Linked DNA regions of Homo sapiens: all the other regions are linked to region 1. A link is a loop called in an ENCODE intact Hi-C map of the cell type or tissue named here. Cell type or tissue: heart left ventricle. All regions are shown on one strand. Links, peaks and the distances in the headings refer to the core of each region. The heading gives the core; the rest is flanking DNA. Region 1 overlaps CPZ (carboxypeptidase Z). Region 2 has its middle 47 kb from the start of HMX1. Region 3 has its middle 13 kb from the start of HMX1.

The links. Peaks named below come from ENCODE experiments on the same cell type or tissue, not always from the same donor. Only the 100,000 strongest peaks of a DNase experiment are listed, where the experiment ranks them.
Region 2: a loop joins it to region 1, with 3 times the contacts of the local background. A loop is called at or near these places in 62 of 110 quality-filtered maps.
Region 3: a loop joins it to region 1, with 2.3 times the contacts of the local background. A loop is called at or near these places in 12 of 110 quality-filtered maps.

What each region holds. Positions count from the first base shown.
Region 1 is chr4:8,616,560-8,621,577 of GRCh38, reverse strand. CPZ (carboxypeptidase Z) reads right to left here. Exons shown (of 11, transcript NM_001014447.3): 10 at 3,050-3,149; 11 at 1,826-2,316. The coding sequence ends at 1,961. The region is part of intron 1 of LOC124900659 (a long non-coding RNA gene); the gene reads left to right. Among named protein-coding and RNA genes, the nearest start is that of CPZ, 26 kb to the right of the region's middle. RefSeq lists a silencer at 4,607-4,800. In heart left ventricle, for the core only: no CTCF peak of the experiment used is centred there; a DNase peak (open chromatin) is centred at 2,087; H3K27me3 peaks cover 1,406 bases.
Region 2 is chr4:8,915,937-8,920,954 of GRCh38, reverse strand. No RefSeq gene overlaps it. Among named protein-coding and RNA genes, the nearest start is that of HMX1, 47 kb to the right of the region's middle. In heart left ventricle, for the core only: CTCF peaks have their summits at 2,572 and 2,772 (motif pointing right); a DNase peak (open chromatin) is centred at 2,789; H3K27me3 peaks cover 1,215 bases.
Region 3 is chr4:8,882,495-8,887,512 of GRCh38, reverse strand. No RefSeq gene overlaps it. Among named protein-coding and RNA genes, the nearest start is that of HMX1, 13 kb to the right of the region's middle. In heart left ventricle, for the core only: CTCF peaks have their summits at 340 (motif pointing left) and 1,496 (motif pointing right); no DNase peak of the experiment used is centred there; H3K27me3 peaks cover 2,152 bases.

The DNA of each region.
Region 1 (5,018 bases), core at 923-3,422:
TCCCCAAGGCTCCCTGACCCACTCCTCGGCCCAGTTTCTATGCCGGGGGCCTGGCCCTTGGCCCCTGACACGAACTGGGCTCTGGAATGAGTCCTTCCACCCCACACACCCACTGCAGCAGGCTCTTCCCTAGACAGCGTGAACGGGTGGGGACAGAATGAAGTGCAGGGAAGGCCTCGTGCAGGTGCCCCACGGGGGGACTGAGACTGAGCGGCCACCTGCACACCCCGAGTCCTGGGCACCTTGCGCCTGCTGTTTCCACACCCACTTCAGCAAAGCACGAAGCAGAGGTCTGCTCCACGGGCCTCCCGGGATTTCAGAGGACCCCTGCACGGTGCCCTGTATGCAGTGGAGCCAAATAAATGTAAACTTACAAGTCACTAGGCGCATGGGTGAATGTAGGATGCAGGGGCTCAGGAGGCTGTGAGATGTTCCCCAAACACTCCAGATCATTCTTGCTCCGCAAACCAAGCGCTGTTGTGCCAGTGTAAGACTTGAGGGCTGTAGGCTGCCTGAGCCCTCCCCATGCCTTCCCCCGAGAGCACGCCACCCAGCGCCGGGGGTGTGCCTGCTCCTCTGGGCTTCAGCTGGGAACCCCGAGGCCTTCGCCTCAGGGCATAGCTGCCAGGAGGCAATGGAACGAGGCTGAGGGTGCTGGTGGGGACCATGCTGTCATTCAGTTGAGGTCAAGGCACTGCTCAGAGTGGATGCCCAGTTCCATGGAGGGACCTGCCCAGGCCTGGAGCTCTGGAAACCAGGGGGGCCGATGGCACAGCCAGGAGCATGTGAGGAGCCACTGTATGGGAGATGCTGCCCTCTCCTAGGGGCTGAACCATGTCCCTCCCACAAAATTCATCTGCTGAAGTCCTAGCCCCAGGTCCTCAGTGTGATCTTATTTGGAGGTAGCATCTTTGTAAAGGTAACTAAATTAAAATGAGGGTCGCTAGGGTCTTATATTAGGCCCTAGCCCAATACAAGAAGAGGAAATGTGGACAGAGACACATAGAGGGATGATGATGGGAAGAGTGGGGGAAAGATGACCGCCAAAGAGCCAGGGAGCGTGGTGCCAGAAGGAGCCCGCCCTGGGGACATGGCTCTGACGTCAGCCCCCAGGACTGTGGGAGGACACACTTCTGCTGTTGAAGCGCCAGGTCTCTGCTGCTTTTTGACACAGCCCTGGCCGGCTCAGGTGCCTTCTCTGCTGCATTCTCTGCTCAGGCTACGGGACCCCTTCCTGGAAGATCCCGGGGCTGACAGACTTTCTCGATGGTGAGAGAGGGGACAGGAGAGGGTCCCTGGACCCAAGTAGCATGATCAGGATGAGGGAGGTCCCAGGAATATCCACGCCCATGGAGCCAGGCCCCCCTGGAAGCCTGTGAGCCTGAGTGTGGTCCCCCCGATCATGCCATGAGGCCCCAGGCTCTGGCCAGCTCTCCCGCCCTTGAGCTCTTGACCCTACCTTGGGGTCACCTCCTGCCCACCCCCATCCTCCCATTCAGTGCCCCTCCTTCTCTACACTCCAGGACACATGAGCTTCAGCTGCAGGATCCGGAGCTCAGCTCCTACAGATGCTCACACCCTTGGCCCACCTCAGTTTCCCATCTGAAGTCAGTTCAAGGCCTGGTGGTCTGGGAAAAGCCAGCTAGTCCACCTGGCCCAGTACAGATAGGCTGGAGTCTCGGGCCTGCAATCCGGACCTGTGGGCAGCAGGATAGCTGCCCGGGATTGCCCTGTGGGGCCCAGGCCACAGCTGCCCTCAGGCAACAAGGGTCAGTCCCCAGCCTTCCCTGGAAAGTGCCTTACACAGATCCTCTCATTCCAGTGCAAAGTGGATCAAAACACTTTAATAAAATGGCAGCGGCTTTGTGGGATGTCTGTGGCAGACAAAATCAAGAGCCAGGAGCCCGGGATGCGGAGATGGGCCTCGGTCTCCACATCCTGGCGGGTGCTGGGGCCGGGGCTAGTACTTGAGCAGCCAGCGTGGCCTGTGGGTGCTCAGCGATGTGAAGTAGGACCACCACCAGGGCTTACTCCCGTCGGCCGAGGGCTGCCTGCGCGCCCGGAGCGGGTCGGGCTCCGTGGCCTCCCCCAAAGAGCTGGCACCTCCCAGTGGGTCGTGGGGCCCAGTCCTCCGCAGCCCATGAATAAAGTTCTTGGGTCCCATCCCCAGAGGTTGCAGAATGAAGTCCACACGGCCAGCCCTCTTCATCCGGGCGGGGATGATGACTTTCTTGATGACTTTGGCGTAGCCAGGGGCTTGGGCAATGACAATGTGGATACCTGGGGGCAGCAGTCTCCAGTAGTCACCATCTGGGGCTGTGGACAAATAGATTAAAAATGATTCTCACGAGGACTGCAGACCCAGCCACGGGGTGATGGGTGATGGATATGAGTGGGGAGAGGTTAGCATGGGAGGCAGGCGCCAAATGTGCACTTGCCTCTGTGTGGGCCTGGAACGTCCTTCCCACCCCTTTTCTCTGTCAAACTCTTATTTATACCTCAAAACCCTGCTTAGGCACCCCTCTTCTCTGAAACCTTCGATGACCACTCCCACCCCCCATACCCACCCCACAGTTAGCAAAAGTCCCCCTCTTCTCTGGACCACATCTCTGCCAGGTAACACATATCACAGCATACCGTCATTTTTCATCGGCTGTGAAATTCCTGTAAGGACAGCCAGAGCCCGCACAGGGCTGGACACCCCAGCTATCAACAGGGTATGAACTTTGGGATAGAAACAAACAGGCTTAGGGGTGGAGGTGGCTCTCCCCGGCAATGTTGGAGGAGGCGGCATTTTCCTAGGAATACAGAGCATGCATCCACCATCATTCAGTAGCTACGGCTGGGCAAGCTCTTCCCTCACCAAATGCTGTAAGGAGACGCAGACCCTGGTTCCTGCCCACCCTCCCCGACCCAGCCAGCCTGGGGAGGAATGGAGCCATCCTGCTGAGGGCTGGGCACACTGTGAGTGCCTGAGGGTGCCGGCTGCCACGGTGTGGCATTTCCTTGGCAGACGTGGTCCCCAGGGGACAGCCAGGGACGTGCTCACCTGTGGTGATGTCGTGGCGAATGCCTTTGACTGAGATCCGGGCGTTTTTGACTGGCTTGCCGAATTTATCTGTCACCACACCTTTGATGCCCCGGTGCACCTGAAGAGACCAAGGGGAGGCCAGGGAGATGGCGTGAGCTCTCCTGCTGAGCGTGGAGGCCGTCAGCTCGTTCCCCACATGCTCCTCAGAGCTTGGTATCTAGGGGGAACTACCCCACAGAGCCCCACTCTGCCAGCCCTCGCTCTGCCATCTTTAACGAGTCAGTCACTCCCCTCTCTGGGCCTCAGTTTCCTCCCTGGCAATTGACCCGAGCACGTTCTGGGCTTTTGAATGACCCTGCATCTCACCCGAGGCCTGGCTGACTCCATCTCTATGGGCATTGAGCAGAGAACCCTTTCCTGCCACTCTTCTGCCTGATCGGCATTCCTTCCCTGCCTTCCCAGCCCCAGCGGGACTCCCTGGGTCCCTCTGAGCTGAGGCTCCTGAAGGTGGCGTGGGCATGGGAGAGGACGAGGACAGTGCTCGGACCCTCGCTCGAGCAGCGCGGTTTCTTCATCGTACACGTGTATAACACGCCCTGCCTTCTTACTGCTTGCCTGGCCTTGGCACGAACTGGTCCTGAACACACAAGCTCCCTGCACGCCCACAGCTCCAACGTTTTCACCCTGGAAAGCCCTCCCAAAGCTGCCTGATCCTGTCCACATTTCTTGTAAAACAGTTGATGACAAACCACCCACACGGCCCCTGCTCTAGTCAGCAGAAAACAACGTGGGGTCCAAGGATGCTGAAGGTCACGCTGAGCAGGACCAGGATGCCTGTGGGGAGAGGAGTCCGTCCAGCGAGGCTGCCCCCTGCCCGGGCCCTGCACGGGGCTCAGCAGCAACAGATTCTCAAGGGAAAGGGCTCCCAGCCAGGCCCTGCTGTGCTTCCAGAAACTATGAAAATGATCTTGCTCCTCTTAAAATCAGGATAAAAGCAAAACATTTTAGGTTGGAGAGACTGTTTTCCTATATATTCATCTTTATGTCGACTGTTGTATAATTTTAAATACTTTATATGGAGGGAGGAGTCCACAGAAGCAAAGAGCCTGGGCCCACAGGGTCAGGAAGCAGCCCTGGCAACAGGAGCATCCTCCTTCCCTGGCCCCGGGACATTAGCCCGAGAGGGGCTGGTTTTTCTCTGGGCCAGAAAATCAGCTCTGCCGTAGTGACTGTTCACTTCAGACAAACCTTTGCTTCTGGGTGCCTCAGTTTCCTCAGCTGTAAAATGTTCATGAGGCCAAAGCAGCTCTGGCTTCTGCAGGACCGATGATTTCAGCAAGCATGTGAACTCTAATCCCACCGCGGCTGACCCCCGCCGTGACCGATGCAGAAACCGACTGGCCTGACACACGCGGCCCGTGAGCTCAGACCCTGTGGCACCTAACTGCTGTTCCAGGCTCACGCCCAGCTGTCAGTGGTGCAGGTGGCTGAAAGAGGGGAGTGGGCACCCAGTCTAGCTCCACAAAGCACATGCTAGCACTTATCTCTGTGCCACAGGGATCTCGGGAACCCAGAGCACATGGAATCCATGATGAGCACATCAAGGGGTCCCAGCCCTCCTGACGCGATGGAGAGGGACTGACAGCCACTGCCCCCTGCCCTCTGGGGCTCGTGACCCCCACCCTGGATGCTCTTGTCCACACTTCGCTGCTTAATGGAACCGCACTCCTGAAACAATGTCTCATGGACTCGCATTTAGCGGGAGGGAGAGCATAAAAAGTAAGGTTTTCCTGCATGAGAGGTGATGAAGAGAAACTGGACAGCTCGAGAAGCCACCATGCCCCTCAGCCACCCCACCCTGTGGCTCCTCCTCACCCCCAGACAGCATCTGAGCCTTCTCTGCTAAGAATACCCTCACCAGCCCCTCACCGGGCCGATTCCTTCCCTCCCTTCAAAACACAGCTCACACTCCTCCTCCTCCAGGAAG
Region 2 (5,018 bases), core at 1,422-3,921, 300 kb before region 1:
TTCTCTTGTGCCCCACATCAATCCCTCAGAAAATCCTGATGGCACCATGTTCAGCACAAACCCCAAATCTGGGGCATCCTCCCCCTCCAGCCCTCCCACTCAGGCCCGGGCCCCACCCCTCAGGCCTGGACGCCTACAGGAGCCACGTCACGGTGTCTCCCTGCCCATAAATACATGAGGTTGCACAGCTCCCCACCTGCGGCTCCTGGTGGTCTTGCTGGTGACATCTGTCTGGACCCCTCTGACTCATCTCTCCATGGTGTGTCCCCTCCCCGACGCCACTCAGCTGCCCGGGCCACCTCGCTGTTCCTAGAATACCCAAGCTCACTTCTACCCCTGGATCTTGGTGCTCACTGTGCTGTTTGTCCCAGAGCTCTCCTCCCCAGCCCGGCAGACTCCCGCCTTCCTGTGTGCTTCAACCCAAGGTCTCCTCTGACCCCCACAGAGAGCTGGAGCCCCTTCCCCTAAGAATCCCCAGAACCAACTTGCGAGAACCACAGAATCATCTGTCCCCAGTCCCCATGGTCTGAAGGCTGGCTCACGGGGCTGGAGCTGTGCCTGCCTGGACCCTTCCATAGCCCTGGCACCTGGAACAGTGGGTGTTCACCTAGCCCTCTTGGAACGGTGGGAAGGACAAGGGAGCCCAAGCCCCAGATGGCCTGTCCCCACATCCTTGGAGCCAGCCTGGAGCTGGGACTCGGCCCTGGGCTGCACCTGCCCTTGTGATGGCCGTGGGCTCTCTGCAGCCAGGCCAGCTGCAGCCGCTCTCTGCTCTTTGGGGGACTTCACAGCACGCCCTCCTGGGAACAGCATTGCTGGGAAGTGCAGTGGCCCGGCCCGGGCTCGGTGGCCCAGGAGCTGCATGCCCCCCACTTCTCCTCCATGGCTTCTTCTCCCCTGAAAGAGACAGGCAGAGTTCTCTGCCAACCTCAGGCAGGGCCCATCTGATGTTGGTGCCAGTCTCAGCTCTGGCACTGTCCGTGGTATCATCCCACTCTCCCAGGCTCCCGATCGGTACAATGTACCAGTCACCCCCAATGGTGTCTGTGCAGGGGAGGGGCAGTGTCTCGAAGCGGAGCCCTTAGAGAGTGTCTTTGTGTGTTCGAGCTGCTGTAATAAAAGTAACACAGACTGTGGGGCTGAAGCAACAGACGTGGACATCCTCACAGCTCCGGAGGCTGGAAGGCCCAGGTCAAGGTGCTCACACAGTGGTGTCTGATGAGGCTCTCTGCTGTCTTGCTTGGTCCATGCTGTGTCCCCACGTGGTGGGAGGCCAGGGAGAGAGCACACACTCTGGTCTCTTCTTATAAAGGCACCGATCCTTCTATGAGGCCTTCCGTGGGATGAGATAATCACTTCCTGCAGTCCCCTCCTAACACTGGGGATCAGGGCTTCAACATAGAAATGGGGGGTGGGCAGCAGGCCGGGTGTGGTGGCTCACACCTATAGTCCCAGCACTTTGGGAGGCTGAGGCGGGGGTATCACTTGAGATCAGGCGTTTGAGACCAGCCTGACCAACATGGCAAAACCCCGTCTCTATTAAAAATACAAAAATTAGCCGGATGTGGTGCTGTGTGCCTGTAATCTCAGCTACTCAGGAGGCTGAGACGGGAGAATCACTTGAATCCAGGAGGCGGAGGTTGCAGTGAGTGGAGATTGCACCACTGCACAATCTGCCTGGGTGACAGAGCAAGACTCCATCTCGAAAGAAAGAGAGAGAAAGAAAGAATGAAAGAGAGAGAGAGGGAAAGAAAGAAAGAAAGAAAGAAAGAAAGAAAGAAAGAAAGAAAGAAAGAAAGAAAGAAAGAAAGAAGAAAGAAAGAAGGAAGAAAGAAAAAGAAAGAAGGAAAGAAAGAAAGAAGAAAGAAAGAAAGAAAGAAAGAAAGAAAGAAAGAGAAGAAAGAGAAAGGAAGGAAGGGAGGGAGGGAAAGAAAGAAGAAAGAAAGCAAGCAAGCAAGCAAGAAAGAAAGAAAGAGAAAGAAAGAAAAAGAAGAATGAGAAAGGAAGGGACGGAAGGAAAGAAAGAAAGAAGAAAGAAAGAAAGAAAGAAAGAAAGAAAGAAAGAAAGAAAGAAAGGAAGGAAGGAAGGAAGGAAGGAAGGAAGGAAGGAAGGAAGGAAGGAAGGAAGGAAAGAAAGAAAGAAAAAGAAAGAATAAAGGAATGAAGGAAGGAAAGAAGGAAGGAAGGAACTGGGGGGCCACAAACATTCAGTGCACAGCAGGTCACCTTCTAGTTAGGAGCAAGTCGATTTGCTTCTCTGAGCCTCAGTTTCCCCATCTGTAAAGTGAAGACACAGTGGTGTTACCCACATGGGTTGTGCGTGAGGATTAAATACCTGACTGCTTAGCAGGGTGCCTGCCCCGAAGGAAGCGCCCCTGTCTATTTCAGTTTGCTCTAAGCCCCAGGAAATAAGCAGGAGGCAGCAGAACCGCCCCTTTATACCCCAAGGCCCAACAGCCCAATGGTGTTTACCCCAAGTAAACCTTTGTTGTCCTAAAAGTCACTTGAGGCTAAGGTAAATAAGTACAGATAAAATACAGGAAGCCCAGGTAAAGATGAATTTCAGATAAACAAACACTGTTTAGTGTGAGTTTGTCCGGTGCAATATTTAGGACACATTCTAAAGAAATTACTCAACGTTCGTCTGAAATCTTCCTTTAACTGAGTGTCCCGTGGAGTTTGTATTTACTAAATATTCAGGTCGCAGGGTACCTCCACCTCTCGCGGGTTGCCTGCCCAGCTTTGGTCCTGGCACAGGTGCGATTTGGGGGTATGGCCACTGGGTGGCACCATTGTGCCACAGACAGGCCCTGCCTGCTTCTCTGGGCACTGCGGATGGGTGGGCTGGGCTCCCAGCCTTCTTCTGCACAGCCGCCTGGGCTTCCCTGCCACAGGGCACCTCATCTGAGCAGGGGGCCCTCCTGGGGCAGACGTCATCTCCTCCCGGGTCAGGTCAGTGCCAGAGGAACCCACGCCGCTGAGGAGCTGAGGGAGGGCACAGTCTCTGCCTTCCTCCTCATCTGTCCCTGCCTTTCTGTGCCCCTGCTCAGCTATCCCCAGGTCGGCCTGCCTGGGGGGTTTCTCTCTGTCTCTCTCTCTCTCTCTCTCTCTCTCTCTCTCTCTCTCTCTCTCTCTCTCTCTCCATTCAGCCTCAGTCCGCCTGGCACCTGCCCTGTGGCTCTCCCAGGCTGTGGCTGGAGCAGTCCTGGTCCCTCCCCATTCAAGGGATCCCAGAAGAGCGTCCAGCGGAGGGGCTGCTGATGGCTTTCTTGCAGTGGCTTAGCCCAGCCCTGAGCCTGGGGGCCTGCACACAGCAATACTCTGTGAATGTTCGTCGGTAGGACTGGGTCTGGGCCTGAGGCACAAGGGTCAGGAGCTGGAGTGTGGCAGGGAGGCCTCTCGCTCCATCCAAAGGCCCTGCTAAAAGTACCGACCAGTGCGTACTGCCTGATGTTCCACAGGTCCCCACTGTCCTGAGAAGCTCTGGGGCATTGCCGCAGCCTTGTCAGCGAGCTGTACATCTTAGGACACAGGGCCTTGTAGACAGCGGCAGCTGCCATCTCCAGAGTCCAGCCACCAGGCATAATCCGAGTGGGGACCCTGATAGTGCCAGGTGTGAACCCAACAGCTGGCTCTGTGCACCTCATTGTTCTGAACCCTTTACCTGCACTAACTCATGTCGTTCCCACCACAGATGTGAGGCAGGAGCTGTCGTCTCCATTCTGCATATGAAACCAGGCATGTGGGAGCTGAGTCCCTAACCCAAGGCCTCAGGCCAGTAGGTGGCTGAGCTGGGAACAGATGAATGAATGAATGAATGAATGAATGAATGATTTGTCCATATTGCTCAACCTGGGCAGAGAGATGCCCAGATATAGATATGATCCCCACTAGCCTAGATCCTAGAGATCATGGGGGAAAGACTGATCATGTGGCCTGGGTAAATGACCCCATGACTCAGTTTCCCTCTCTGCCCAACTGCAGTGAGCTGAGCTGTTTCCCAGGCTCAGTCACTGTGAAGTGCAGTGAACAGGAGCTGGCAAGAGGGTTTCCCAGCATCCCTCTGCAGTGTTCCCCTTTGGCCTTCCCTCTGCTTGGGACCCTTGAGCTCAGCCCAGGCCCAGATAGCAGGGGAGGGGGGCTCTGAGTGCACTCCAGGTGAGGGATCCCTTTGGGGCACCCCGCAGAGGCCACATCCCTTCCTGGTACCCAACTGGAAGGGTCCTGCCCACCTGCACTGCCAGACCTCCAGGAACCTCCAGGAAGCCTGCATGGGGAGAGATGGGGCCTGGATCACCTCCAGGCGGTTGGGCAGAGCCACTGTGGCCTTAAGTACCTGCATAAATCACTGCATTTACCACGCATTTCCTTGATGGGGTGTCAAGCTCGGAGACTGCAAGAGTCAGCATGAATAATTCAGGGCTGGGCTGTCTGTCCCCATCCAGAGGAAGAACTGCTGTGATGGAACTGGAACTGCACAGCACAGCGAGGCTGGCACAGGGGGTGGGGGCCGCTTGGACGAGCGCTCAGGGCAGTTCTGGCTTGAGAAAACTTGTCTGGCTGAGCCGAGCACACGGTCCCGGCTCACACCTTCAAGGACAGGCTGCTCACCACCCCAGGCAACCCACTTGATGACTGGACAGTGACCAGGGTCAGAGGGGGCTCCTGACCCTAAGAGGACACTTGCTCCCTGCACCCTCCCACACAGCCACAGCTCTCCAGGTCCTAAGAAGACCCCCCAGAAGCTGCTCTTCCCACGCCGATAGCCGGGGGCCTGCACCTGGTCACAGCTTGGGCAGAGACACAGGTGTTGCCCAAGAAACAGCAAGGTGGCATGAAGATTGGCATGGCGAGGCCTCGGCTGGAGGGGAGGGAGTGAGCTCCACAGGCCCCCTCTGTCCTGAGACACTCTAGGACATCACCGGAGCCTTGTCGGCTAGCTGCAGGTCTTAGGACACAGGGCGCTGTAGACAGCAGCAGCTGCCATCTCCAGAGTCCACCCACCAGACATAATCCAA
Region 3 (5,018 bases), core at 1-2,500, 270 kb before region 1:
TGTAGATGGACCCTGTTGGACTGAAGTCTCAGCAACCCCTGAATCTCCATTTGCTGATTCTGAGCCTCCTCCAGTCCTTGCCTCCTCAATTGCCTTTTCATTAAGTGATGCTGTCTTTGCATATGTGGGGAAGAGTGGAGTTCAGGAAACTGGTGCTCCAGAGACCCCGCAAATGATTCCTAATTAAGTTAGTTCTCTGAACTTCACATCGGCTTATTGTTTTTAGATGAAGATTAAATGGAAGTGAGCTATTTTCCACTTCAGATGTCCCCATGAGACAGCCAGGCTAGATGCTGCCCCCTGTTGGCCTTCTGCACTAATTGCAGGCAAAGAAGCAACAGAGAGGACAAGCAGCCTTGCAGCTGCTTAATTTTTGCGGCTGCTGGACTTGAATACAGACCTGAAGTGGCAATAATAACATCTTTGAGGGATTCTAAAGGGGGTCAGGGACCCTCCTCCTTCCCTGCTGTGTAGAAACACAAAGTAGGAGCCAGAAGGAGACTTGGGGCCCAAGCCCGCTCTTGCGCCCTGCACTCCTCTGTCATTCATGTGTGATTGGACCCTGAAGAGTGCCTGGCCTGGCTTCCCATGTGCGCAAGGACAGGGCTGAGCTCCTTCTGGGATCTGTCTTGGGGCCAGAACAGGGCCTCGCCTGTTGACTGCATTACATCAGTAGTTGTCGGACAAATGACTAAGCAAATAAATGAGGTGACTTCATTCCTCCAGGCCTGAATTTGTAGTCTATGAGATGAGGACAGAAGAGGCAATGCCCCGGTGGGGATGAGACATTCCTGGCTGGGAGGACTATGTGAACAGCACAGGACTCTGCAGACAGCAGTATTGCCCGCCCCCCACCCCTGACCTCACCTGCTGGTCTGGCCTGCCAGGAGCCCTGGGTCATTGCTGTCAGATTTAGGTTGCATATTTGGTGGCGGGGAGCGGGGTGGCTGTGCATATAGGATTCCCCTGGAGATGGTCCGATTAGCATTTTTAGGAACAAGGAAGAGTCATTTTTAAAGCTCACTTCAGTTCTTCTCCTTCGTAGGCCCAAAACCACATTGGAAACTTTAAGATACCATGTGAATTGTAGAAATGGTGTGGGTGTGGAGATGCAGGGGAGTTTTTTTTGTTTTGTTTTGTTTTCTTGAGATGGAGTCTTGCTCTGTCGCCCAAGCTGGAGTGCAGTGGCACCATCTCAGCTCACTGCACCCTCTGCCTCCAACGTTCAAGTGATTCTCCTGCCTCAGCCTCCTGAGTAGCTGGGATTACAGGCGCCTGCCACCATGCCCAGCTGATTTTTGTATTTTTAGTAGAGATGGGGTTTCACCATGTTGATCATGCTGGTCTCGAACTCCTGACCTCGTGATCTACCCGCCTCGGCCTCCCAAAGTGCTGGGATTACAGGCACAGGGGAGTTTTAAGAGGGAAAATGCGCATTTCCGCATCTCTGTCCAAGGAGGGTGTTGTTATTTCAAGTCAGTTCCACAAACTTCCTGGAGGTGGCGGCCTTGGGACAGGACGTTCATCCCAGCGCGGCTCTACTTTGCGTATTTAAGCCTTCAGAATAAATTAACCTTAGATGAATACTTCCACTGTGCTAAAGAAGCGAGAGAATTCCAGCAAAATCTGGTTCATTGACAGACGGTTGGCCCGGACAATTCAGGTCCAAGGAGTTGTGCTGTTTTAGCACGTCCTCCCCTGGTCCTGAGAATGTAATGTAGGGTGATTGGGACACTGTTTGTGGGCAAATTTATTTGAGGTTATTTTAAAGCTGGTGTCTGTCCCCATCTTCATCTCGGTGCTGTGAGTCCGCCGGGGGCACCCTGGACTGAGAACCAGGCCCCACCTTGCAAATGTCCATGTGCTGGTTGCCCCTCCCAGCCCCATCCAAATGATCCCTTTTGGGGTGCTCAGAATAGACTGGTGGGGACAAAATGAACTTCGTTGGTTGCTAAGAATCATAGGCACAGGGATTCACGTGGGCCCTGTGGAGCTGAGGGCAGTCAGAGACCGCAGTGCAACAGACTCATTCCCCTAAAGGTGGCACAGGTATCCAGGCTTGTCATAGGGGCTGTGTCTGTCTAGAGGCCTCTAACCGGGGGGAGGGGGTCCCGGCTTGACTGGGGCCTGGCAGCCAGATGCCCACTCACCCACTCCTTCTCAGGCCTGGGGCATTCAGAGAGCTGCTGCCACCCTGTCCCCTCTGGCAGCACAGGCTTTGGGTCTTCTGTGGAGTTGGGTGATGAGTGTGTCAGATTTGATGGGAGCCCAGTCATCCATCCAGCTGTCGCCCCCACTAAGGGGTCCCCCTTCCTGCCTGCCTCCTGCCAGTGTGAGCAGTTATCCCCAAGGAGGGCTGTAGCCAGCCCCAAGTGGGCTTACCACCAAGAGGGGCCACAGGGAGAAGGGGCCAAGGGAGTTGAGATGTGGGAGACATGATTATCCCCCACCCCAGATACCTCCACAGGGGCTCGGGCTAGGCCCCCAGCCTGCAGGGAGACCGAAGTTCAGGGTTAGAGGAGACTCAGACCACCTCCTTCCCATCCCCGGAGCCCACCCCTGTTGGCTTCTGAGAAACCCAGCCATGCTGCCACACTGGCTTCTCTGATGCACTGAAGATGGCGGGAGGAGGTTGTCTTGTCAAAGGAAGGGACCCCAACGCACAGCTTGAGACCCCATTAGACACATCTCTTCCCAAGGCTCTCTGCTGGCCCTTCTCATGGAAGATCCCCACTCGCCTTCTTGTCCTTATAATTGGTCAGCCTGGTTCCAGCTGGTTTCAGCCTGAAGGGTGGGCACTAGCCTGGAACTTGCCTCTTCCTTACACCCAGCTAGCTCTCACATGTTCTCAAAGAGCTGGCCTCTGCACTACTGAGGTCCCTTTTCAGCATCTCAGAAGCACAGTCTTTCTGCACATCATTACAGGCTTAAGTCAAGGGGGTGGTAGGAGCAAAAAAAAAAATGAGTAACCTTGCAGAGTAGTGAGTTCCCTGTCAGGACAGGTATGTGAGCAGCAGCAAAATGATCCCTGTTAGGAGTTTTCTACACTGGGCCATTGCTTGGGAGCCTCCCTTTGAACTAGTTTTCCAGGCTGACTCCTAGACGAGTCAACACTTCTGTTCTGTGGCTCAAAATCGCACTTTCTGCAGTCCCTGGGGTAGCCTCACCGAGGCCAAAGGAGCAAACAGCTGATACGCTACATAACTTTGGAGGGGCCCTGGCTCAAGCTACTGCACGGAGGCTAATGAGCATTTAGGGCTGAATACTGTCTGCTGTCATCCCTTTTTGCTTGTATAGCAAAATAGACTGGGTAATTGATAAAGAACAGAAATGTATTCCTCATAGTTCTGGAGGCTGGGAAATCCAAGATCAAAGTGCCAGCAAATCTGGTGTCTAAGGAGGACTTGCTCTTTGCTTCTACTATGGCATCTTCTTGCAGCGTCCTCACATGGCAGAAGGACAAAAAAAAAGTGAACTCGCCCCCTCAAGCCCTTTTATAAGGGCACTTCTTACCTCCCCAAGGCCCTAGCTTGTCATATTCTTGCACTAGGAATTAAGTTTCAACATGAATTTGGGAGGGACACAAACATTCAAACCTCAGCACTATTTCCCGAAGATATCAGGTGCTAAACCTAGAACCTGTAAATGTTGCCTTTTGCAGGAAAGGGTGTTTGATAATGAGATTAGGTAAGGATTTTGAGATGAGCAGGGAGTATCCAGGTAGGCCCTAAATGCAATCATGTATATACTTAATGAGTGGGAGGCAGGGAGACCTGGCCACAGACACACAGAGAAGGCCGCATGAAGGCAGAAACAGTTTGGAGCCATGTGGCCACAAGCCAAGGAACGCCCAGAGCCACCAGGGGCTGGAAGGGGCAAGAAGGAGCCCCCCCCGAGGGCCTCCCGTGGAGTGCAGCCCTGCTGACTCCTCATTTCAACCCGGCATTACTGACTTTGGACTTGTGGCCGCCAGACTGGGAGAGAATACATTTCTGTTGTTTTATGCCACCAGGTTTGTGGAACTCTACGGGTACAGGTGGACTAAGGCCAGGTGTATGTGGATTGGTCTTTGGTGTTTCACAGACAAAACTCAGCGTCGTAGCAACCTCGGAGCCCAGGCTGCGGCTACAGAGCCACCCAGCAGGACTTGCTGCCTGAGGTCTGAGGGGCCTCCACTCTCTGCCTGAGGTCTCAGGGGCCTCCACTCTCTGCCTGAGGTCTGAGGGGCCTCCACTCTCCGCCTGAGGTCTGCGGACCTCCACTCTCTGTCTGAGGTCTGGGGGCCTCCACTCTCTGCCTGAGGTCTGGGGGCCTCCACTCTCTGTCTGAGGCCTGGGGGCCTCCACTCTCTGCCTGAGGTCTGGGGGCCTCCACTCTCTGCCTGAGGTCTGAGGGACCCTCTCCACTCTCTGCCTGAGGTCTGGGGGGCCTCCACTCTCTGCCTGAGGTCTCAGGGGCCTCCACTCTCCGCCTGAGGTCTGGGGGTCCCTCCATCAGGAATGTTGGTGGGGAGGGTGCTTCTCCTCCACCCTGCCTACACACAGCCATAAGAGAGTTTGAGTGGGGCAGGGAGAGAAAGTTTCATTCTTGCCTTGTCTCCTTCAAAATCCTTCTCACACTTCAGTTATCAAACTTGTCCTGCAGACGCCAGAACAGATACGCTCTGCAAGGCCCTGTAATGAGAAATGGCTCAGCGGGAGGGTGCCACAGGATGAAGACGATTCCATTTCCAGTCTTCCCCAGGCCAAGCCTCTGCCTTCCAGCAGCTCTGGAGGAGCAAAGATTCCTGTAGATGATGATAGATGGGTGGGCGATGATGTGACCTAAGTTCACCCCTCCAGCCGGCAAACATTTCACCCACTGTGGGACCCGCTGAAAAGCTCACTGGTTTGGGACGACCAGCTCTTGGCAGTGAGGAGGTAACGGTCTCCACAGGCCACTGGCATGAGAGGGGGCCGGCTGCCTCTGCCCACTCAAACGCCAGCACCTACTGTGCGCAGAGCCCTGAGCTGGGGTGC